Regions from separate parts of the Homo sapiens genome. Here region 2 is linked to region 1. The links are chromatin loops, found by intact Hi-C in ENCODE. Cell type or tissue: IMR-90. All regions are shown on one strand. Links, peaks and the distances in the headings refer to the core of each region. The heading gives the core; the rest is flanking DNA.

What was found. Hi-C counts contacts between places; a loop is a spot of excess contacts. Peaks named below come from ENCODE experiments on the same cell type or tissue, not always from the same donor. Only the 100,000 strongest peaks of a DNase experiment are listed, where the experiment ranks them.
Region 2: a loop joins it to region 1, with 5 times the contacts of the local background. A loop is called at or near these places in 11 of 110 quality-filtered maps.

Annotation. Positions count from the first base shown.
Region 1 is chr16:84,961,701-84,974,068 of GRCh38, forward strand. No RefSeq gene overlaps it. Among named protein-coding and RNA genes, the nearest start is that of LINC02176, 40 kb to the left of the region's middle. In IMR-90, for the core only: a CTCF peak has its summit at 9,025 (motif pointing left); DNase peaks (open chromatin) are centred at 9,001 and 11,021; H3K27ac peaks cover 1,310 bases.
Region 2 is chr16:84,735,127-84,748,510 of GRCh38, forward strand. USP10 (ubiquitin specific peptidase 10) reads left to right here. Exons shown (of 14, transcript NM_005153.3): 3 at 5,183-5,243; 4 at 9,507-10,547. Among named protein-coding and RNA genes, the nearest start is that of USP10, 42 kb to the left of the region's middle. RefSeq lists enhancers at 305-1,270, 1,271-2,236, 3,566-3,615 and a silencer at 4,577-4,871. In IMR-90, for the core only: CTCF peaks have their summits at 3,544 (motif pointing left) and 4,858; DNase peaks (open chromatin) are centred at 3,525, 4,445, 4,795, 6,285 and 1 weaker place; H3K27ac peaks cover 952 bases.

The DNA.
Region 1 (12,368 bases), core at 4,369-12,368:
TTATAAGGTGAGAGACCATGGCAAGTGTTAGAGGAGGAGTGAAGGTTTATTCAAAAGTTTTAGAGCAGAAATGAAGTAAAGTACGCTTGGAAGGAGGGGCTCATCAAGCGGGCGGCTTCGAGAGATGCAGGTGCTCTATTCAGCCTTTGACTTGGGGTTTTGTACGTTGGCATGATTCTGGGGTTTGCGTCTCTCCTCCCTTGATTTTTCCCTGGGGTGGGCTGTCTGCATGTGCAGTGGCCTGTCGGCACTTAGAAGGGGCCGCCAGCACTGTGAGTCTACTGAAGTTGCGTGCATGCTCGTCTGAGGCGACTGGAACGGTCAAGCGCTCCTCCTAGAGGAAGGCCATATGGTGAGAGTGAAACTCCCCCCGGCTGGGCTCAGTAGCTCACGCCTGTAATCCCAGCACTTTGGGAGGCCAAGGCGGGCGGATCACCTGAGGTCGGGAGTTCGAGACCAGCCTGACCAACGTGGAGAAACCCTGTCTCTACTAAGAATACAAAATTAGCCGGGCATGGTGGCACATGCCTGTAATCCCAGCTACTTGGGAGGCTGAGGCAGGAGAATGGCTTGAACCCAGGAGGTAGAGGTTGTGGTGAGCCGACGTAGCACCATTGCATTCCAGCCTGGGCGACAAGAGCAAAACTCTGCTTCAGAAAAAAAAAAGAAAAGAAAGAAAGTGAAACTCCACCATTTTGCCTCCTAGTGTGTGTGCTTGAGCCTGCTCGCCCCACTCCTGGGATCTTATCAGGAAGCTGCCGATCACCAGCTCCAGGTGTTTCTTTCTTTCTTCTTCTTTTTCTTTCTTTTTTTTTTTTTTTTTGAGACAGAGTCTTACCCTGTTGCCCAGGCTGGAATGAAATGGCATGATCTCGGCTCACTGCAACCTCCGCCTCCTGGGTTCAAGAGACTCTCATGCCTCCTGAATAGCTGGAATTATAGGCGTGTGCCACCACGCCCGGATAATTTTTGTATTTTTAGTAGAGATGGGGTTTTCACCATGTTGGCTAGGCTGGTCTCAAACCCCTAACCTCAGGTGATCCTCCCTCCTCAGCCTCCCAAAGTGCTGGGATTATAGGTGTGAGCCACCAAGCTCGGCCTCCAGGTGTTTCTATCTCTTGGGACCCTGCCGTTCCTTGATGCCAGCTGCAGCCCATTGTTACTTTAGAGACAGTTTAGCAACTGCCTGACCATCACCTGAGGGTCTCCTGATATTCCTGGGGGAGGGGGGCCTTTCCTAACCTGCTCATGTCTGCCTTGTAGAGAAAATTTCCTAACAATTTCCTCGTAGAGACAGCCTTTATGGATGTAACCCGAATATGAGCTAGGGTCCCAGACAGCTCGGTCTAGAGAGAGTCACAAACGTGCACAGTCCAGTCACCAAAAATGGTTGGAAAGGAATCTGGGGTTTTACTTGCATGTCTCTAGAACATTGAAAGGAATCCACCTCTTAACCCACAATTACGTTTCTCGAAATCCTGCTTCCTCTCCTCCCTGCTTCTCCTGTATCCTGCTCTGCTCCAGAACCTTCCTTCAGTCACCCAGAACTGCCCCCGACATCCAGCCCTCATTTCTGCCTCTCCTCCTCCCCTCGCCTCCCCCAGCCCTTGCTTGGCTTAGAGGGAGGAGCTTCTTCTTCCAGTTCTGCTTGTTTTCTCATGGCCTCCTCTAGAATCTGGATTCTCCGCCATAAAGGACAGCCTCCTCGCCTGTCCCCTCCTTCCTCTCTAGGTCCTGTCTCTCGCTGCCCCTTCCCCGACTCTGCTAGAAGTGGAACCAGCCTGGGAAAGGCAGAGCTCCCCTTGGAGAGCAGAGGAGGAGGAAAGCCAAGTGGCAGACACGGTGCGCCTTAACTGGCGAGGACCAGTCCCGAAATGCATCCTGTGTTTCACTATCTGCCCTGCGGCTGGTCCCCCTCGTCATCATCTCCTCTTCTGCTGGAGTTTCTCGTCTTTAGAGCTTTCCCCTGGCTGGGCATGTTCTTTCTCCCTCCCGCTCTGCCCAAGGAGAGGTGACGGGGGGTGAAGGAGGCCCTGAACTTCGTGGCCAGAACACGACAGAGGCTCCAGCTTTGGGAGGGGTGGGTGTGGGCGGATCATCTGCAGTGGCTACTTTCTCCAGTCTCTTCCAACACCCCGCAGCCCACCCCATTGCTGAAGGACCTCAGTTAGTCCCCAGCCTCCACCCTTGCAGGGCGTGTGTTCCAATCAAGCTCCACCGGAGGGTCCCCTTCCTCTCCACCAGTCCTCACCCTCCACACTGGCGTTCCTGAGCACCCCAGGATGCCGGGAGGTGTTGCCCACCCCCACCCCAGCCCACCCTTGCCGTGACCTGCATCCTCACCCCTAGCACCTGGAGGTTGCTTTGCTGATGACACGGTGGGAGCAAGATTCAGGTGGCACGGAGCAGAGGGGTGGGGTCAGCCTCAGGGGACAGGCTGAATCTCTGGGAGCCTCAGCTTCCTCCATCGAATGGATATGGTGACCTCTCCCACCCCTCCTCATGGGGCGCAGTGGGATCTGGAGCCCTTAGGTGTGCTTCAGGTGTGGGGTTGACGAGAGGGCATGGGTCATTCCGTTACCCTGTGCCAGCACGTGCTTGCTGTTCATTCACTATGCCGTGCTAGGAGGCGATACCGCGAGGAACCAGGGACGGATGCAGCACCTGTCAACCACATACCCGGGGCTTGAGTGCTGTTATGAGGGCGTGGGCCTATGGGACTCCGAGGAGGGGAACTAACCCTGCCAGGGGTGACCAGGGAGGCTCCCTGGAAGAGGTGGATTCTGAGCCAGGCCTTGAACAATGAGTGAGAAGTAGCCATTCATTTCTTCATTCATGTAGTTAACAAGCATCTGTTCCAAGTCTGGAAGTACAAATGCGCATTGAGTTGGAAGACAAGGGCCCATACGTGCTGCCCTGGGAGGGCTGGCCAGGAGAACAGAAGACATCTCTGACCTCCCTTTCAGGGCCCGTACCAGGTCCAGGGCTTGGCCAGGCTGGGTGTGGGTATGGGAGTGGGCAGGGCTGGCCCACCCAGGTGGGCCACAGAGCCAAGGGGGCCTGAGCCTCATCCATTAGGTGTGGTGTGGCCACACGGTGAGGGACAGGAAAGGATGGAGCTCCGTGACTGTTGATAGGGACAGATCTCCAAGACATGTTGTGACGTGCAAAACAGCAAAGTGAATGTTTGCTACCATTCGTGCACAAACACATCCGTGAGCAAACGTGTGTATGCACGCACACACACCTGTTGGCTTCAAACGTGTGTGTGCACGCACACGCACCTGTCAGCTTGAAATGTGTGTATGCATGCACAGGCACCTGTCAGCTTGAACATGCTCAGAGACCGTCTAGGCCCCGCGTGGGTACCACCCGCTCAAAACATGAACTTAATAGTTTTCAAATAAATAGAGGTTAAAAAACCCCAAAGACCCTGGCTTTAGAGGGTCCAGGTTTTGACGCTGAGCCTCGGTTTTCCCCTCACAGCTCCTGCTCCCTGGCGCTTTTGTGAGGAGCTGGCACACGAGGGATGGGAGGACTGGGAGCTGGCCGAGCTAAGGGTTTGACTGTTGGTAGCTGCTGCTGGTGCTGCTGTTTCTGTTTCTGGTGTTACAGCCACTTGCCCTGCACCCCAACCCCTCGAGTGATGGGGGAGAGCCGGGGAAGCCCTAACCTTACTTGGGTCTGGGCACCTCCCATGTCTCCAAGATTTCTCCCACTGCAGTTTGGAAACTGAGCTTCAGAGACCTGAATTCAGTCTCGTTCTAAGCACACTCGCATACACCAGACATATAATCTCACAAAATTGCATAAACACACATACAGCCATGCAAAATTACATGTGCACACAATCATCTCTCACGATCACTCAAAATCACATAAAAACCACACACAAATGCAAACTGCACTTATGTAAACACAAAGTGTCACACACAATCACACAATCACACACGCAATCATGCACAATCACACAAACACAATCACACACGCAATCACACAAACACAATCACAATCACACAAACACAATCACACACAATCACACACGCAATCACACACACAATTGCAAACAGTCGCACACAATCATGCAGCCGCATACAATCACAATCACATTCACGCACACACAATCACGCACACACAATCGCGTACACACAATCATGCACAATCACGCACACACAATCATGCACACACAGTCACGCACAATCACGCACGTACAATCACGCACACACAATCACGCACAATCACGCACGCACAATATCACGCACACACAATCACATACAATCACGCACTCACAATCACGCACAATCACGCACACACAATCACATACAATCATGCACAATCACGCGCACACACAATCACCAGCACGCAATCACGCACACAATCACGCGCACACAATCACGCACAATCGCGCACATACAATCACGCACACACAATCACGCACACACACAATCACGCGCAGACACAGTCACGCACAATCACACACAATCGCGCACACACAATCACAGTCACACACAATGACATACACAATCACATGATTACACAGATCACACAATCATGCTCACACACAGTCACACACAGAATCACGCACACACACAATCACAGATGCACAATGCAGCAAGCCCAGCTGCTGAAGTACTCAGCTCCTTCTGGATGAAGCTGGTACCCCGATCCCAGCCCAGCCCTCGCTTCCCAGGCCCCAGCAGTAAGAGGTCAGGAAGGGCTGGGCCAGGAGGGCAGCCCCAACGATGTTGTCCCCAGACCCACCAGCCAGACCCCAAAGGTGGGCTCAGAGCCTCCAGCCCCAGCGGGAAGTTCATCTCTAAAGCCCCCCAGCCCACCAACCATTCATAAGCCCCAGCTTAACGGGGGCCCCTGCTGTGATCTCAGCCTCCCAGGGAAGGAGGGGCTGGAGGGCTGTGGAGAGCCCAGACAGAAAGAGGTGGCCCTGCGGTGTCTTCCTGGGGCAGATGGAGTCATCTCAGGGCAGAGGCAGATCCTACAAGTGGTGCCTGTCCACTCAGCGCCTTCCCCTGTGAAGCTCCAGTTCTTGGTAGAAAGCCTGACCTTTGTGATGGGGGACAGTGGTGGCCATGGCTGGCGCTCCCCGCCTGTTTACTCCGTCCTTCCGGAGCTGCTTGCCCTGGAAAGGAGCAGAGGCCTTAAGATGGGGCACAGCAGAACCCAGATGTGTTCCTAAGGGAGCGTTAGACAAGCCCCAATTGAGGAACATTCTACAAAATATCTGGCTAATGCTAGGCAGGAAAGACTGAGAAACTGTCTCCAGTTGAGGAGTCCCAGGAGACATGAGCACTGTGAGAGCCAGCCTGGATCTGGGGGGCCCCGCGGGTCATTGTGAGATCTGGAAGAGGCTGCGGACGAGTTGACAGTGGTGCCTCCATGCCAGCTTCCTAGTTTCAATAATTGCCCAGGGGTTAGGCCGGGCGCGGTGGCTCACGCCTGTAATCCCAGCACTTTGGGAGGCCAAGGTAGGTGGATCACCTGAGGCCAGGAGTTTGATACCAGCCTGGCCAACATGGTGAAACCCCATCTCTAATTAAAAAAAAAATACAAAAAGGCCAGACACGATGGCTCATGCCTGTAATCCCAGCACTTTGGGAAGCCAAGGCGGCTGGATCACCTGAGGTCAGGAGTTCGAGACCAGCCTGGCCAACATGGTGAAACCCCGTCTCTACTGAAAATACAAAAATTAGCTGGGCGTGGTGGCGAGCACCTGTAATCCCAGCTACTTGGGAGGCTGAGGCAGGAGAATCGCTTGCAACTGGAAGGCTGAGGTTTCAACTTGAAACTGGAAGGCTGCATTGAGCCGAGATCTCGCCACTGCACTCCAGCCTGGGCAACAAGAGCGAAATTCTGTCTCAAAAAAAAAAAAAAGAAAAAAGAAAGGGAGGGGGATGCTATATAAAGGGTATGTAGGAAATCTCTGCTATATTTGCAACTTTTTTGTAAGTCTGAAATTATTTCCAAGTGAAAAATCAAAAATTTTTTTCTAATAAAATGCAGCACCCAGCTAGGAAGGTGAGCACAGGGACTGCCTGCATCCATCAGAGACTTGCTCCTCAGAGGACGTTTGCCACCAATATGAGCGGCCCTGGGGGCAGTGAGCTAGCGAGGCCTGGTAGAGGAGGGGGCGAGGCCAAAGCAGGCAAAAAGGAGGTGGGATCAGGGCCCACCCTGCCTCGAGGTTGCTGTGGGATACTGGGTGGATAACGGCGATACAGGCGCAAACACGTGATGCTGTCGTGTTCTGCCATAAAAAGGCATGAAGTCTGGACACGCGCTACCACATGGGCAGAACCTGAAAGCATAATGCCGAGTGAAAGAAGCCAGACACAGAAGGACACGTTTTGCAAGATTCCGTTTCTATGAAATGTCCAGAACAGACAGATTCATAGAAACAGAGTAGACGAGTCGGGGCCAGGGGCCGGGGGAGGAGACGGGGAGGAGGAGTAGGGACTGGCTGCTAATGGGCATGATGCAAATGTTTTGGACCTAGATAGGATTGAGCTTGTACAAGATTGCAAATAGATGATATTAAGCGCCATTGACTTATTCAGTTTAAATTAGTTGCTCTTACATCACGTGAATTTTATCTCAATATATTATTTTTCTAAAAGTGAAATGCTGTCCTGGGTGGGTGTGCGCAGGCACAGCCTCCAGCTCCAGCCAGGAAGAATTGGGGCCCAGGGAGGCAATGAATCTGAATTTCAAGGTGGAATCTCCTGATACGTAGATCTTAGCAACTGACTAAAGGTATTTCATCAACGCCATTGGGGGCAGCTCTAGGTCTCAGCCACCAGCTTGCAGTCTTAACCCAAGATGACCTGGGGTGGGGTGTCTGTGTGTTCGGTGGAAGCATCTGGGAGATGGCCACCCCTCACCTCCTTGGGGTTTACTTGGAGAAACGAGGACAGACGGAAAAGTACCTCCAGGCAGAGAGAAAAGCTCTAGACAAACACCAAGATGTTCATGGTTTTAAAAGACAAGAGCTGCAGCCTTTTAAAATCCCACAGGCCTCTCTGCCATGGATGAAACACTTTCTGGGGAGATTGTAAATGTTTACTCTGGTGGATTTTGTTATAAATGGACGTGGTTTTGTTTGGTTGGTTATGTTCTTGTTTGCTTTTTTTTCTTTTTTTCTTTTTTGAGATGGACTCTCGCTCTGTTGCCCAGGCTGGAGTGCAGTGGTGCAATCTTGGCTCACTGCAACCTCCGTCTCCCGGGTTCAAGCGATTCTCCTGCCTCAGCCTCCCGAGTAGCTGGGACTACAGGCGCCCGCCACCACGCCCGGCTAATTTTTTTTTTTTTTTTTTTTTTTAGTACTTTTAATAGAGACGGGATTTCACCATATTGGCCAGGCTGGTCTCGAACTCTTGAGCTTGTGATCCACCCGCCTCTGCCTCCCAAAGTGCTGGGATTATAGGCATGAGCCACTGCGCCCGGCCATCCTTACTATTTCTTGAGCACCTACTATGTGCCAAGCATCCTCCTGCCCTTCAGGATTCATTATTGCTGATCCTCCCAGCAGCTACACGAGGCAGAAGTTGTTGTCATTTTACATACAAGGAAACTGAGATGCAGAGGCAGGAGGTGACCCACTCCGGGCCTCGCAGCTGACGAGGCTGGTGCTGGGATCCTGAATAGCCGGCAGATGACCAGATTTGGTGGTTTCTGGTTGCATTGAGCTTGAAAAGCCTGTTCCCCTCCACCCAGGGAATCCCCTACTCTTTCCAATGCTGGGTGCGAAAGCTGTGATTTTCAACTTGGAGCATGTTGCTAAAATACAGATCACTGGGTGGACATCAGAGTTTCTGACTGGGGAGGTCTGGGGTGGGGCTGAGAATTTCCATTTCTAACAAGTTCCTAGTGATGCCGGTGTTCCCGGTCCGGGGAGGGGAATGCACTTTGAAAACCACTGTCCTAAATAAAACAAGTTCATTCATATTAAGGTTTGGGGGACTGAGAACAGCTTCAGTATGAGCCTTCCCCCAGTTAGATGTGATGCTGTAGTGGGGAAGTTACAGGCTGAGGGTGGGAAAGGAAGGGACATGTTTTGTTTTGTTTTGAGACAGAGTCTCACTCTGTCGCCCAGGCTGGAGTGCAGTGGGGTGATAGCTCACTGCAACCTTTGCGTCCTGGGTTCAAGCAATTCTCCTGCCTCAGCCTCCAGAGTAGCTGGGATTACAGGCGTGCACTACCATGCCTGCCTCATTTTTGCATTTTTAGTAGGAACGGGGTTTCCCCATGTTGGTCAGGCTAGTCTCGAACTCCTTACCTCAGGTGATCCGTCCGCCTCAGCCTCCCAAAGTGCTGGGATTACAGGCATGAGCCACTGTGCAGAAGGGACATGTTGAGGGAGGGAAACTGCAAAAAACCCAGCCCTTTCCTGCCCCAGGGCCTTTGCACATCTGGTAACCGCAGCTGCAACCCCTCACCTCCCTCCAGGGCCCTTTCCTGACAACTCATCCTCCACAATATCCACCCTGATAGGGGATATCTCCTTTTCTCAATGCTGATAGCAGAAATCACAGTCTACAAATTGCATATTTAATTTCTTGTATTAGTGTCTTTTTTTCTTGAGTCTCACTCTGTTCACCCAGGCTGGAGAGCGGTGGCACGATCTTGTCTCACTGCAACCTCCGCCTCCCGGGTTCAAGTGATTCCCCTGCCTCAGCCTCCCGAGTATCTGGAATTAAAAACGTGAGTCACCATGTCCCTCTCATTTTTTTGTTTTTAGTAGAGACGGGGTTTTGCCATGTTGGCCAGGCTGGTCTCAAACTCCTGACCTCAAGTAATCCACCTGCCTTGGATTCCCAAAGTGCTGGGAGCACAGGTGTGAGCCACTGCACCCAGCTAATTAGAGTCTACTGAGGGCAGACGCCTTGCTGGCACACGGTAGGTGCTCTGTAAATATCTGTGGACCTACTGAGCAGATGGGCCAGCGATGGGTGAACTTCCCGCGGCCTGAGCAGTGTGTGGGTATTTGCTGTCTCGTGGCGCCCCCTGGTGGCCGTCATGCAGCACACGCTGAGGGGCCAACCCGTTTTCTCCCTGCAGGATAAGTCCCTCACCTGGCACCCACTTCCCATGTGGCCACCATCGGTGACGTGGGCAGATCCACAAAGTGGCAGCTTTTGGCCCCCATGGAGTTCTGTGCTTCTGGATGATCAGGTGAGTTGGAGGAAAGTCCCTGTTAGAGTTTCTCACATCATTAGTAATGGCACCATGATTAAAGAGCTAGTGCTGATCATGTTAAACATAATACGATCCTTGTTTGCTGCCTATGGGCCCCGAGCAACCTCTCTCAGCCTCAGTTTTTCCCCATCTATGAGATGGTGATGATTGCAAGAGTTAAGGGAAACGGTGCGTGTTAAATCAGCACAGGACAGGCAGGTTTTCCATAAAGAAGCGCTGTCGTATTTGGGGGAAATTTTCTCCTGAGCATGGGCTGATGACACCGTGAGAGGTCAGCCCTGTTACTCACCCAGCTGGGCATGTCAGAAAGCTTCTTGGCCTCCATTTCCCCACCTGTGAAATGACCACCTTGGCCACACTGCCTCCCAGGGATGTGGGGGGAGCACCAAGGAACACCAGAGCTTGACAGCTGGTTCCCAGATACGAAGGATGGGGAAAGAATTTTCTGTAGGAGGAGGTCAGACTCCTAGGTACCACCCCCCAGACCCCAAAGGAGAGGGGCAGCTATTCCTGGAAGATCACGGGGTCAAGGACAGCAGGCACTACTCGGGGCAGAAAAGGAGAGAGGAGCTGGTCTATTTACTGCCCAGCGAAGCTTCTGGGCCCTTCTCTACCGAGTCCCAGCAGCCAGTCTTCCAGTCAGGAGATGGGGGCCGCCTCATGGAAAAGCTGGCTCCCTACACAGCCCTGCCAGGCAGTGGGCTGGTGTCTCACGCAGAACATGGAGGAGGGCTTCTAATAGGAAAGCCAGAGAGCACGCAGAGGAGAGAATGCGGAGTGGGGAGCCTGGGAGTACACCACCCAGGAAGCCAGGGGAAATGCAGAACGAAACCCCAGTATCCTTAGAGACAGGGAACAGCAGGGCATCCGCAGAAGACACTCTGGCTGATGTTTCCTCAAAAACACAAAGGAAAATAAAAAGCTTCTGGAAATTAAATCTACCATAGCCTGAATTTTAAAAAACATCCAGAAGAGCTAGAAGACAAAGCGTGGCGTGGTGGCTCACACCTGTCATCCCACCACTCTGGGAAGCCGAGGTGGGCGGATCACTTGAGGTCAGGACTTCAAGACCAGCCTGGCCAACATGGTGAAACCCCGTCTCTACTAAAAATACAAAAATTAGCTCGGCGTGGTGGCACACGCCTGTAATCCCAGCTACTCAGGAGGCTGAGGCAGGAGAATCACTTGAACCTGCAAGGCCAGAGGTTGCAGTGAGCGGAGATCGTGCCACTGCACTCCAGCCTGAGGGACAGAGCGAGACTCCATCTAAAAAAAAAAAAAAAAAAAGCAAAGCTAAAGATTTCCAGAAAACAGAGTGTGTAATAAGAAAATCAGAGGATCAGTCTAGGTGGTTCAACATGCAATCTTAAAATTAAGAAAAAAATGGAGTGAATGGGATTCCCAAAGACATAACACAGAATGTCTGCCAGAACCAGAAAGCTGAGTGTCAGGTGGAGTCTACTGAGCATCAGCACAGCCAGCGGGAGAACTGAGGCCAAGGCACCTTGTCGACAACCCTGAGAAACCGAGGAACTAAAGAGAGGCCGTGGGCCAGGTGCAGTGGCACACGCCTATAATCCCAGCACTTTGGGAGGCCGAGGTGGGCGGATCACTTGAGGTCAGGAGTTCGAGACCAGCCTGGGCAACATAGCGAAACCCTGTCTCTTCCAAAAATACAAAAAAGTTATCTGGACGTGGTGACAAGGGCCTGTAGTCCCAGTGACTCAGGAGGCTGAGGAACAAGAATTGCTTGAGTCCAGGAGGTGGAGGTTGCAGTGAGCTGAGATCACGCTGCTGTACTCCAGTCTGGGCTGAGATCCAGCCTGGGTGACAGAGCAAGAACCTATCTCAAAAAAGAAAAAAAAAAAAAAAGCTAGGTCACACAGCACAGGGGCCAGGAGAGTGTGGGCTCTCCATGGCTGCTCTGGGAGCCAGAAGATGGTGGGGTGGTGTCTCCAACAGGCTGAGTGAAAAGTACTTAGCTACGCCATCAACCAAAGGTGAGGCAGAATAAGGTATTTTTAGGTGAGCCAAAATACCGGAAACTTGAAGAATAAGGCACCCCTTCTCCAGCAACTCTCAGGGAGCGGTTATACCACTGGAAGGATCTGGAAGGTGTAGACCCTGGGACCCAGAAGATTGAACCCACCAACCCTGCAGAAGCCAGGCCCTCTCAGCAGGGAATGGGGGAGATGGTGCAGATGCTGCCCGTGGCAGAGGCTGGCTGGGGTGCAGGCACTCAGCGACAGCTGGAACAGGCACACGAGGCAGCTTCACCTCTGTAAAAGCAAAAAGTTGGACCAAAAAATCAGAGGCCCCTATCTGGTTTAGCAGCAAAGTATTCAGTCATCACAACTAAACTTGATCATGTACGAAACGTGGGACGCACATATATTCGGTGAATGGGGAGGGGAGAGCAGGCAGGAAACCCGGAGTTCTCTGGACTGCAGATGTGCTGTGCCTAGAACTTTCTTCGGAAACTTGCTGGCCCTTTTGGGAAGCCGCCTGCATGGGCCTGTCGGGCCTGACCGCTGAGCTACTCGCTCTCTTAGAGCTCAGAGATTGGCTCAGCTTTCAGCGCCCAGAACCAGCCACACGGAAAACCAATTTTCCCTTGGCGTCTTCAGGTTGTCTTGGCTAAAATTAGCAGCTGGATGAGGGGCATTGCGGTTTTAAACAGGCTCCTCAGGAGATGCTGTAGGGCGCTTGTGCTTTTTTTTATGGGCACCCTGCTTTTTGTGTGCGGCTCCCAGGCTACCCTTCAAGCTATTTTCCCCTGCTTCCATACCCAAGCCAAGTTCATGTACAATAGAAGATAGGATTTAGCCACCTTCCTATTTGGAGGATATTTTTGTTTTGTTTTAATGCAAGCGTCATCCTTCTATACAATGAGCCTACATAACAATCTAATATAAGGAATACAAATAATATTGCAGCAAAATTCGGCAGAGCCACAAACACAAGCTGGAGGGCTGCTGCCCATGCAGCCGCCCGGCTCAGGTGTGCGCCTCCGTGTTCGAGTCTCCTTCTCATTTCCGCGTGTCTGGAATGCCACCAGGAGCCCCAAGGCACAGCACGTGCGAGGCAGGGCTGCGGCACACACTGACCATCTGGCCTCTGAAAGGTAAGCGAGGCAGGGCTGCGGCACACACTGACCA
Region 2 (13,384 bases), core at 1-8,000, 230 kb before region 1:
CTCAGGGGGGTTCTCATGCTTCAGCCCCTGAATAGCTGGGATTACAGGTGTGTGCTGCCAGGCCCGGGTGGTGTGTGTGTGTGTGTGTGTGTGTGTGTGTGTGTGTGTGTGGTGTGTGTGTTTTTAAGTAAGGGGATTTTGTATTTTTTCCCACATCACACTGATGTAACCATACGTTTTAGTTGCTACAGGTTTTCTCAAGTGTGTACACATGTGGATGGGTGGGTACCTGTTTGCAAGTGAGTAGACAAAAACTTGAGTTTTCATGTGATAGGAAAGTGAAAAGTGCACCGTATTTCAAGTCTGAAGGCCTGGGGTCGCTTCAGTTCTGCCACTTCCACAGGCTCGGAGGGTTTGGGCACGTTCTTTCCTTTTGGGCCTCCCATTTCTTTTCTCTTTCTTTTGTTTTTTAAATTGAAAAAATGCAGAATGCTTATTCACGTCACAGAAATGTTGGGAAATCAGCTAATGTATGGTCCGATAACTAGTGAGTAACAGATGTTAGTAGAAATGGATGAAAAGGGTACAGATGGTAAGTTATGCCAAACCTTTTATTCACAGAAGACGTGACTGTGTCTCATGAAAATGAGCTCAAGCTTCAGAACTCGTAGTGTGTGTGGGCTTATTTGGGCTTTTCTGTTTTTCTTATTTTTTAACATACGGTGAAGTTTGGAGGGGTATAAAAAGAGTTTATCAAAATCACAGTAACCTGCAAAAGGGAAATGCAGGCTAATTAACATAATCGGATGGAGTTGTTTTCCCCAATCTTCAGGAATCTGAATTATAATAGCACATGATTACACAGGAACTCACTTTCATGGGGCGGCATGTGGTTGGGCCTGTGGGTGTGTGAGTGGCGAGGGCGTGTCACTTGGACCTGTGGGTGTGTGAGTGGCGAGGGCGTGTCACTTGGACCTGTGGGTGTGTGAGTGGCGAGGGCGTGTCACTTGGACCTGTGGGTGTGTGAGTGGCGAGGGGAGGGCGTGTCACTTCTACAGCACAGTTTGGCCTTTTATCTCTCAGGTAACATAATTGCCGCTCAAACATGCAGTGTTTCTACCATGTGGCTGTGGCATGAGTTACAATCTAGTCGAATTTTTCATATGCTTTTTCTCCGTTGTTAGGAGCTTGATAAAATATTGTTTTCTCTACTTGGGGCCATGAATTGAAAAACCAAAATTAAGAAATGTGGGATGTTAAGATGAAAGAGCATTCTGCCTTCCTGCAGAAGCGCCTCCTGCCAGCGGAGGGCTGCTTTGTCTTTTAGTTTGCTTGCTTGGCAGCTTGCCACTGGCAAGATAAGGTGGCTAGTAATTTAGTGGCATCAGGAGAAACGAATTCAGGTGAAAGGTAGCTGGCATCTTTTCTAGAGTTGTGCTCCAGTGATTTAAAAATTATTTTCTCCAGTGGAAAAAATGCAGTCACCTTATTTAATAAGCATGTTTAAACCTCAGTCGTAATCCTGTTATTTATGTTCAGAAAGAAAGAGAAAATGCTCACCATTCTTTAGTTTCCAGAATCTCAGCTTTGGAAGTAGCACACATCCCAACCATGACTGAGTCAATAAGCCCCCGATGACATAGTGTTGGCAGTGGGCAGTGTGTGTGGTGTGGGTGTGTGTGGGTACTCATGGAGAGTAGAGAGTAGAGACAGTTCTTAATTTGGTGTGTTTTCTTTTTTGAGAGGGAGTCTCGCTCTCTCGCCCAGGCTGGACTGCAGGGGCGTGATCTCGGCTCACTGCAAGCTCCGCCTCCCGGGTTCACACCATTCTCCTGCCTCAGCCTCCCGAGTAGCTGGGACTACAGGCGTCCGCCACCTCGCCCGGCTAATTTTTTGTGGTTTTAGTAGAGGCGGGGTTTCACCGGGTTAGCCAGGATGGTCTTGATCTCCTGACCTCGTGGTCTGCCCGCCTCGGCTTCCCAAAGTGCTGGGATTACAGGCGTGAGCCACCACGCCCGGCCTAATTTGGTATCTTAATGGGATTTTAAAGGAGGGCTTTGTGGTTCAGGAGAGTCTTTGAGACGGAAAGCAGAACACACAGGTAGCCCAGAGGGAGACTTCAGAACATGACCTTCCTATAGCCACGGGCCCAGGTATCCTTTTCACAAGGCCGCAGCACTGTTTTCACACTGTGCGTTTAGCATAACTATTAATAGATGACAGTTTTTTCCCTTGCTCACTTTGCATTTGTCTAGGGAATTTTATGTCTTTGCTTTGATTTTTGAACTTTGTATTCTTACAAATAGTTATATAGTTAATGAGTGAACTTCGAACCATCCTGGCACTTTTATTCTGTTGTGTATTTAGATACCCAGTTACCACAGACTAAGTGCATCTGATGTGTGAGGGAGGTTTGCTGAATGAAAGGTGCTGTGTGCCTGTGGAATAAAACACACACATTTCCACAGTGCCACAACCCATCTGGCATTCCTGCAGGTGCGCTCTTTTATCAGCTTAGCAAATCAAAGTAAGTGTGTTGAGCATGCTTACTGAAGGTGGCAGTGTCATCTGGGAGTTTGCTGGTGGTCGTCTCACCAGATCCCTGCTGTGCCTCTTACTGGCAGTGTCACCTGCTGGCACTGTCACCTGGCTTCCTCATCTGAAGCTGGCAGTGTCGCCTGGCTTCCTCATCTGTCAGAGGGCCACAGTAACAGGACCTCCTCCCCAGAGTTGTTGAGGAGCAGGATGTGTGCCTGGCACACCCTGAGTGCCCAGTCAGTGCCACCTGGTGTCACTGGTCCAGCCTTTCCAGCCTCTCCACCCTCAGTCAGCGCCACCTGGCATTACCGGCCCCGCCTCTCCACTTGGCTTGTCCTCAGCGTCATCTGTGTATTTTTCCCGATTGCTGGGGTTTTCTTCTGCATGTTGTGGGAGTGGCTGGGAGTTGAGTGAGTGTTCACACCCCGTGGTTGAATGTTGAGGAAGGGGACAGCCGGAAGATGGTGAGCAGGGTTCTAACAGCTCTCTGCCTTGTGAAGTGGATGGGTGAAGAGGTCCCTTCTCTGAATTGTGCGTCTTCCCAGCCTGCTGCAGTCTCTCGGGTCTGGAGGTTTCCTTCAGCATTCTCTCTTCCCCGAGCAGAACAGAATACTGGGAAGTGTGAAGAGAACATTGATATAATAGTGATGAAACTGTTTTGACTCAGAAAAAGATGATTTCTTGATGTTACAATAAATTTTGTGTAAAAATAGAGTGATTCAAAACACTTTTCATGCCTCAAAATAACACAGCTTTCTGTCACCAGGGGGCATCCTAGTGTCATTAACAGAAAAAGAGGGCATTCTATGTATCAGTTTCTAAACTGTCTTCTTTGACCACAGAGGGTTTTGAACGAGATGGAGGCTTCCTGAGACACACATGGCCGCTGTGTCCACTGCCCTTATAGACCCACCTCTCTGCTCCAGGTGCCTGCCAGCATCAATGCTGGTGTGTGGAATGGTCTTTGCCTTGCGGGTGCCAAGGCTAGTGTAGCCCATCTCAGCATACAGAATGCTTTCTTCTGGGTGTCAACGTGATGCGTACTAGGTTGCCCCCTGGTGGTGGAGATAAGTGCAGCTGTCAACTCCTGAAGGTGTTGGCTTCTTTTGAATTGCCCTGTGTTTTCCTGTTTGTCATAATTCTCTGGGAAGAGAACTTACTGCGTTACTAGCAGAGAGAAGCTTTTATTGCTGTGATTATTGAATTGGTGTGCTGAGATCTCATTGGAGAACTCAGCTGAGGAAGCCAATCAAGCAGCAGCTCTCATACAGTATTGGGCATGAGACTTACCTAGGAGCCTCTGAACTTTGCGGCCCTAGGGCCGTTCCTGCACTGGCCTTTGTACTGCAGTGAACAGACTTTGGGAAGTGCTGCACCAGAATGTCTTTTTGTTCTTTTGTTCTGCCCTCAGGTAGCAGTTTATCTCTCTGCTTACCTTACCCCTTTTCTTCCTAAACCTTTTTTTTTTTTTTGAGACAGAGTCTTGTGCTGTTGCCCAGGCTGGAGTGCAGTGGCACTATCTCGGCTCACTGCAAGCTCCGCCTCCCGGGTTCACGCCATTCTCCTGCCTCAGCCTCCTGAGTAGCTGGGACTACAGGCACCCACCACCATGCCCGGCTAATTTTTTGTATTTTTTAGTAGAGACAGGGTTTGTTTTTTTTTTGTTTTGTTTTGTTTTGGTTTTTGAGACAAAGTCTTGCTCTATTGCCCAGGCTGGAGTGCAGTGGCGCGATCTCGGCTCACTGCAACCTCCATCCCCCAGGTTCAAACGATTCTCCTGCCTTAGCCTCCCAAGTAGCTGGGATTACAGGTGCCTGCCACCACGCCCAGCTGATTTTTTGTATTTTTAGTAGAGATGGGGTTTCACCATGTTGGCCAGACTGGTCTAGAACTCCTGACCTCAAGTGATTCACCCACCTCAGCCTCCCTCATTGCTGGGATTACAGGCATGAGCCACCATGCCCTGCCCCTTCCTAAACTTTCTTACACCCAATGTGTCCATTGGAAGCATTTCCAACTCTTAAATAAATGTTATGGAATAGCTAGGAAGAAGAAAAATTTAAGTTATTTTTGAGATAACCTTTCAGCTTTTTACAAAGAAGTCAGACAGTTCCCATTCTGCTTTCTGTCTGCCAAACAAGGAATGTGACTTCTAGCTGTTAATGTAGTTAATTAAGGCACTGTGTTAAAAAGGGAGCTGCAGTCACCAGGCTTTTTGTTTATAGTGCGCTTTCCTCTGCTCTCCGACCATGGACCTGGTCCCAGCCTCTACTGGCTGTGTTGCAATGTAGTGATCGTGAATAAGAGGTGCAGTCAGGAAGAGTCATCTTCGCTAGTGCACAAACAAAAGTGTCTGTGGTCTGGATGGTCAGTCACTGACATCCTGTGGAAAGAAGGATGTATCATAAGCATTTCATTGTAGCTGATTTACATGTCCATTGGAGTTCATTTTTATTCCTTTTGGCTTCATTTTCGGATCTGTTTAATAGTGATAAATATTTGAAAGCATTTCTATTGTGTTTTTTTCGTTAAATGAAGATGATTTAGATTGCACTGACTCTTCATGTATGTTATTCTGCTAGAAGTAACGGCATGCAAAGTTGTATGGATTAAGAGTTTTAATGAATTGTTGCCTTAATTAAATGGTAAGCGTTGGTTTTAACATTTTGTTGAATTAAAATTTGTTTTCTGATTCCTTGTGCAGCTTCCTCCATACAGTGGAACAGTTCTGTGTGGCACACAGGCTGTGGATAAACTACCTGATGGTAAGCTAGTTCTCTCCTTATTTCCCTGAAGGGAATTTGGCCATACGTGCTGGGTGGGCAGGCTACCTGTAAACATTGTTTCCCATTTGAATAAACATTTCTTTGTAGCTTGAAGTTTTTGCTGTAAACTGTAATGTATTTAATTGCTGAATCACTTTGACTAGTGAATTGGTTTTAAAGCGTATCCTGTGCTTCGGAGTGCCAGCCATGTAAGATTTAGTTTAGGAAATGGTTGTTGAGTTCTTTTTTTCCTAACAGTTCTGAGTGCAACAGGTATGTTACTCTTCATCAGCACATGCTGGAGTTGAAGCGAACTTTGGGTCTTGTTGCTAAGCAGCCTGCTGGCTCCAGCGCCAGCTAGCTTCTGAGCCTGTGTTCTTTGTAAACTAAGGGGCAGCTGGCATCTGTTGTTCTTGCAGTTCACATTCATGTCCTGGTCTGTCGCTGACTCTTGGGAACTCAGGTCAACTCTTCACCTCCTGGTCTGTTACTTTTTTGGGTCTCCATCACAGGCACTAAGCTGATTGCCAGAGATGGTGCTTATGGAGATGCAATGATTTTGTATTGCTTAAGTACCCAGCGTTGGAATACCAACAAGGTTGTTTAATTATTGATTGCAGGCTGCCCTTGCACAATTCAAACTTGTCGAGATCATTTTTCAATCTGAATCACTTTAAAGGCCCTTACTGGCCTCCAGGAAACTGATGCCAAACTTTTTCTTTGAGAGTTAGAGGTTTGGATTCCCTGTTCAGTTAGCATGGTCAGACTTATGAAAGGGGTTTTAATTACAATTTAGGCTTCAATAGAAGCCTTGAAAAGACTAACCAAACGTTTTATCTCCAGTAACATCAGGGAGTGATTATATCTAAAATTTTAGATTTATAAGAAATGTGGGAGACCATAAGGGAAAGAGCAGATCTAACAATAGCTTAGGACAAGTAATAAAATGAATGAAGCTTGAGGGACCGGGAAGCCGGGCTGCTCAGCCTCCTGAGCCACCTTTTAATTGGCTGATGTCAACCTCTCAGACATCTGAGTCAGTGGGACTTCCTCTGTCACTGTGTGCTTTGCACGTGGTGAGCATGCTGCTCATGTTGAACCAGTGCTTACAAATGCCCCATGATGTTCCCATGCACATCACTTCTTTGAGTTCACCCTCCTCCCTGTGCAGTGGGCACCACCAGCTCCCCCAGCCTCTGGAGTTCTGCTTCCCCCTCCCTCCTTCCAGCCTGCCTGCCCTTTTCAGTGACTGCTTCTTGGCCCTTTTTCTCCATTCTTTACTCTGTTCCCTCTAAGTCCTGCCTTTTTTCTGCCAAAAACACGACTGGAATCTTGCCACCAGTTTGCACAGTTAGTGACAGGCCTGCTTTTCTCTGCAGCCTTTCTGGGTATCTTGTGTTTCCATGACATTAGTTTCTCTTCCAGTGCCTGTTCGACTGTACAGAGCCTGTGGGCACTGTCATGGACCTGCCTCTCTTTCCAGCCTGCTCAGCTGCTGATGGCAGGATCCATTTCTCTGTGTCTGTCACTGCGCCTGTAGTATCTGGAATGTTGTAAGCCCTCAGTACATTTGTTGGATGAATGGTTTAGGATGCTTTATTCTGCTCCCTCCCACTACCTCCAGCTGCAGCAAGCCCTTTGCAGAGGCACCTCATCGTGGCTTCCCTTTTAGATCTCGGCCTTTTCTATTTTTGTGTTTTTTAATTTTTTTATATTTTAATTTTTGTAGGTACATAATAGGTGTATATATGTATGGGGTACATGAGATATTTTCATACAGGCATACAACAAGTAATAATCACATCAAGGTGAATGGTTGTCCTTCACCTCAAGCACTGCCTGTTTTAGATGTTCCTAAAGCTTGAGATACCACTCCTTCACCCTGCCCTTAGCAATTCAGTGATCCATCAAGTTCCACTGACCTCTCTAGTTTCTGATAGAAGTTGATCACTGTTTCCTGCATCCAGAAGAATCCTTTTTCTAAAGCTATTCACAGCTTTCTCTCCCCTCCCTCCATGTTTTCATTCTCAGTTGTTTGTATTTGTCTCCCTAATAAATGTGAACTCTCTGAGCAGGGCCCTTGTGTCACTAATCTCTGTATATTTCCCTCCCTCGCCCCCTGCCTTGTAGTCCAGTCCTCTCTACTGCATGTACTGCAGTGAGCAGCCTTGGAGAAATGCTGTGTTAGGATTCGTGGTTTTAAGAGCCTCTGCCTGCATTACCTGAGTATTGAGTTTCCATCTTCCTAATGTATTGATTGGGTTGTTGAAGCCAAGCGTGCAGGCCGTCCTGCACTTCGTCTGCCTGGCACATTGGGCTCTGAGCTCTCTGCCATGCGGTGCAAGGCACATGGCGTCCATTGTGAGTGTTCCTCCATAAGAAGAGGAACTGTGCTGGCTAGGAATCTGCCTTCTAGTGAGATGATCAAACATGGTATTGAGTAAATGTTTGATACTAATTATAACATACTGAAATGGTTCTGTTCACGTTACATCACATTCTAGAATGTTTTATGTTCTGATAAGATTGAGAATTGAGATGTGTACAGCACATCTGTGTCTTAGAAATAATCAGTCTTGCATAAGCTGAATGACACAACACGTTCTAGTTTCTAATGTGATTTCACAGCCTTCAAAGGGCAGGCTCCACATGGAGCCTTCCGCCCCAGGCACACCCGTTTCAATCTGGGGAGCCTTGACGGCCCCAGAACATCAGGGAATAGGGGATGTATGGAACCAAAATGAACAGCCAGCCCCTACATATGATAATAAATTCATTTCCCCTTGATATTCTTTTCAAAGTAAGGAAACAAAAAATAAATAGTAGCCAAAGGAATTAGATGGTCGTGACTTCATGCATAAACTTGCTGTTAGGTGTAATCGTCATCAGTGTTCTTTTCCAGGAACTTTCTCTTGTTGGGGCAGGATTGTGCTGCCACCACCCTTCACCCCCCACAGTCGGGGGCTGTGATTCTAAAGCATACGAAGATTCAGGAGGCCTCGGGAGGCTGTGTAGCTCCAGCCTCCTGCACACTCACTTGCACGTAACTGGCCCCTCTCAGCGTCTGTATTTTTTCTTCTACAAAAAGATTTCTAGGGGTCCTTTCAAGGTAAAATATATTCAGTTCTCCGCAGTAGAACACCGTTCTTTGGGTATTAGTTTCTTTTCTTAAGATAGATGCCTTGAAAAAAAAATTGGCCCCTTAATGCTAGCCTGGAAGAAATCTTCATGCATTAAAGATGAAATATAAGGCATGTGTCCTTCCCTTAACTTCAAAATGTGTAACTTTTTATCAAATATAAGGTGACATTGATGCTTGATTTCTGTTGAAAGACACAATTGATTCTAAAACTTAACCTGATTTCAGAGGTGTAAACTATAAAAATACGTCTGTCTTAGCAGGAATGAATTATGTGGATTGTGGTTAACTGGGAAGGAAGTATTGAAGGCTTCCCAAGAGATATTTAAAAGTTCACAATTCTAACTTTTTCTTTTGGTATTTTTGGAAGGCTTTACCACCCATGGGGTTAATCCAGTGTGAATTTATTTAGAGGACGTTTGCATGTGTTCATGTCAGGGCCATTTTTCAGACTTAATTGAAGGTTACCAGCGGAGGAGACCAAGAGATAGAGAATTCAGAAGAGTGCTCTGAAGTGCGCTTTTATATATAGGATTCTTTGTTGTTGTTGTTGTTGTTGTTGAATCTTTTTTTGACATCTTTTTTTTTTGTTTTTAAATTTATACTTTCTAATTTCTCCTATCCAGTATGTATAGGATTCTTTGCGTAGTTCATGTTTTTGGAATTAATCAAATCACGTTAACTACAGAAGCTGATTTAACCATGTTTTAAGTCCCTAAGTTAGTTGTCATGATCTTTTAAAATTTAAGTTGTCCAAAATACATATTCCTTTATCTCAGGCATAAGGCAGCTATAAGAAAGTCAGATTCCACTGGGGGGTATTTTTAAAATTGGCAAAATATTACTTGCTTTTTATTACAAATTTATTTTAATTTCTACCTTCTGAAAGCCTTCCTTAGCTAGAAAGATAAGTACAGGCTTCTGCTTTTCATATCCCCAAATTAAATAATAATTTTATAGTTGTTTCATTTTCCGCAAATTGTTCAGCGTAAGTAAAGGACGTAATAGATTTGTTGATTAGGAAGAGAACTTAAGGTTTTTATTTTCAAAGAGAAAGTGAGTAATTACTGGTACTTAGAGTTTGTAGAACTGGGTTCTTAACTAATAGTTTTCTTTCTAAACAGGACAAGAATATCAGAGAATTGAGTTTGGTGTCGATGAAGTCATTGAACCCAGTGACACTTTGCCGAGAACCCCCAGCTACAGTATTTCAAGCACACTGAACCCTCAGGCCCCTGAATTTATTCTCGGTTGTACAGCTTCCAAAATAACCCCTGATGGTATCACTAAAGAAGCAAGCTATGGCTCCATCGACTGCCAGTACCCAGGCTCTGCCCTCGCTTTGGATGGAAGTTCTAATGTGGAGGCGGAAGTTTTGGAAAATGATGGTGTCTCAGGTGGTCTTGGACAAAGGGAGCGTAAAAAGAAGAAAAAGCGGCCACCTGGATATTACAGCTATTTGAAAGATGGTGGCGATGATAGTATCTCCACAGAAGCCCTGGTCAATGGCCATGCCAATTCAGCAGTCCCGAACAGTGTCAGTGCAGAGGATGCAGAATTTATGGGTGACATGCCCCCGTCAGTTACGCCCAGGACTTGTAACAGCCCCCAGAACTCCACAGACTCTGTCAGTGACATTGTGCCTGACAGTCCTTTCCCCGGAGCACTCGGCAGTGACACCAGGACTGCAGGGCAGCCAGAGGGGGGCCCCGGGGCTGATTTTGGTCAGTCCTGCTTCCCTGCAGAGGCTGGCAGAGACACCCTGTCAAGGACAGCTGGGGCTCAGCCCTGCGTTGGTACCGATACTACTGAAAACCTTGGAGTTGCTAATGGACAAATACTTGAATCCTCGGGTGAGGGCACAGCTACCAACGGGGTGGAGTTGCACACCACGGAAAGCATAGACTTGGACCCAACCAAACCCGAGAGTGCATCACCTCCTGCTGACGGCACGGGCTCTGCATCAGGCACCCTTCCTGTCAGCCAGCCCAAGTCCTGGGCCAGCCTCTTTCATGATTCTAAGCCCTCTTCCTCCTCGCCGGTGGCCTATGTGGAAACTAAGTATTCCCCTCCCGCCATATCTCCCCTGGTTTCTGAAAAGCAGGTTGAAGTCAAAGAAGGGCTTGTTCCGGTTTCAGAGGATCCTGTAGCCATAAAGATTGCAGGTATAGTTGAAAAGATACAAATCTAGAGTGAAGATGGGAGCAGACCTCATCAACTGGGCTTATAGACTGTGGTGTTACCCATAACAATGGCAGATTACCTGTGTGTTAATAGCAACGTCTGAAGGATGCCTATGTCTTAAATGTTCTCTAAAAGTAAGATAATATAGAAACAAATGGGAGGAGAGGGTTGTCGTAACTTTATGTTAAGTGAAAGATCCATGTCTGTTAGCAGTTCTTTTCTGTTGACAAGTTACATTTCCATTTCTTGCCTTTTGTTCAAGTAATTCTGCTCCACGGTATGAATGTATAATGGACTTTTTCTGTGATATACCTTTGGTATGATAATCCTGATTTGTACTCACTGTGTGCTCCTTTTTTATATTTCTTAAGATACAAGAAATCATTTTGTGAAATAACATGGTTTTTTTTTTTTGGATTGAGTAAATGGATTTTATTCAGAATTTTGATACACCAAGGTCAGCTCTTGAAGAGAAAAAAAATGTTAAGGGTTCAGCCCAAAGTTAATGTTTTATTTTAGAGTGCTAAGGCTCCAAAGTAGAAACAATTCACAATAAAAATAGAAAGCTGCATAATTCACAGATTGTTTTTAAAAAGTTACAGTAGGAAGTCAGAAATGCAGCAGGGTATGAAAGAGGTATGTGTCCTCACATAGCCACGTGTTGCTTAACTAAGATGGATATGTGTTCCGAGATGTGCGTGTTAACATCAGAGAGTACTACACAAATACAGGTGGTAGAGCCTTAGGCTGGTGGTGCAGCCTATTACTCCCGGGCTGCAAACCTGTCCAGCGTGTTACTACTGAATACTGTAGGCAGTTGTAACACAGTGCTAAGTATTTGTGTGCCTGAACACATTTAGACATAGAAAAAATATAGTACAGATATGGTATAAAGGATGAAAAGTGCTTCACCTGTATAGAGCACTCACCGTGAATGGAGCTTGCAAGACTGGAGTGGCTCTGGATGGGTCAGTGATGAGTGCTGAGTGAATGTGAAGGCCCAGGACAGTACTGAGCAAAGCCGAGTTTTATAAACAGTCAACACTTAGGCTGTACTACGTTGATTTACAAATTTTTCCTCAATAAGAAATTAACCTTAACCTACTGTAACTTTTTTACGTTTTATTTTACTTTTAAATTAAAAATTCTAAACTTTTTGACTCTTTCATGAGAACATTTAGCTTAAAACACACACTACAGCTATACAAAAATATTTTCTTCCTTTTTATTCTTACTTTCCTATAAGCTTTTTCATATTAAAAATTGTTTTTAACTTTTTAAACTTAAAAAGTAAGACACAAACATTAGCCTGGGCCTGCACAGGGTCAGGAGCATCAAGACGCCACTAGGCGGCAGGACGTTTCAGTTCCACTAGAATCTTGTGGGACCATCATACGTGCGGCTCATTGTTGACCGAAATGTTACGCCGCGCGTGACTGTACGTACCTAAGAAGCAGAAGCTGTGTCATCAGGTTGGATTCCACCAAGCCTGGTGACCAGATCTTCAGATTGTCACCCTAGTAGCCAAGTTAAAATAAGCTGTTTGGTTTAGGCTTTCTGTAATACTTTCTGATGTGACCTTTTGGAACACCTGACACCCTTCATTACCAGGATGTAGCAGCAAGCTGCCAAATGCACACCCTTCGATGGATGGTCAGAATTGTGTAAAAAATAAAACACATTCTTTGGGTGGCAATAGGGTGATAGCAAGCAATGTATATATATTTTTAAGAGTATTTTATTCCTTATACAAAATACATTATCTCAGGTACTCTTGTTGTTCTGAAGTTCTCTTAAATGAGCAAATGATAGGCCAGACGTCGTTATTTTGGGCTTCATATATATTTTTTAAAGCCAGGTGATTTTTTTTTTTTTTTTTTTTTTTTTTGAGATGCAGTCTCACTCTGTTGCTCAGGCTGTAGTGCAGGAGGCACGATCTTGGCTCACTACAACCTCCGCCTCCTGGGTTCAAGTGATTCTCCTGCCTCGGCCTCCCAAGTAGCTGGGATTACAGGCACATGCCACAATGTCTGGCTATCTTTTTTTGTATTTTTAGTAGAAATGGGGTTTCACCATGCTGCCCAGGCTGGCCTCAAACTCCTGACCTCAAGTGATCTGCTCGCTTCAGCCTCCCAAAGTGTTGGGATTCCAGGTGTGGGCCACCGCACTCAGGCCAGGCGATTTCTTGAATACAGCTTTCAGAATGTATTTATTGCAAGGACTGATACTGTAGGTGGATGACAAGGTCAGGAGATCGAGACCATCCTGGCTAACACGGTGAAACCCCGTCTCTACTAAAAAAAACCTAAAAATCAGCCAGGCGTGGTGGCGGGCGCCTGTAGTCCCAGCTACTCAGGAGGCTGAGACAGGAGAATGGCGTGAACCTGGGAGGCGGAGCTTGCAGTGAGCCGAGATGGCGCCAGTGCACTCCAGCCTGGGCGACAGAGCCAGACTCCATCTCAAAAAAAAAAAAAAAAAAAAAAAAGATAGATTGTGTAAGCCTTTATATAGATTACTAAGTTAAAAGTTTATTTTTAACCTATAATGAGAAATGCATGGTGGGGTCCTGTTAAAAATGTGCATTCTAAGTTCGAAGTCATGAGAATTTTATTTTCTTTTCTTTATTTTTGAGAGGGGGTCTCACTCTGTCGCCCAGGCCGGAATGCAGTGGCGCAATCTCGGCTCACTGCAACCTTCTCCTCCTGGGTTCAGGCAATTCTCCTGCCTCAGCCTCCCTAGTAGCTGGGACTACAGGTGCCTGGCACCACGCCAGGCTAATTTTTGTATTTTTAGTAGAGACCGAGTTTCACCATGTTGG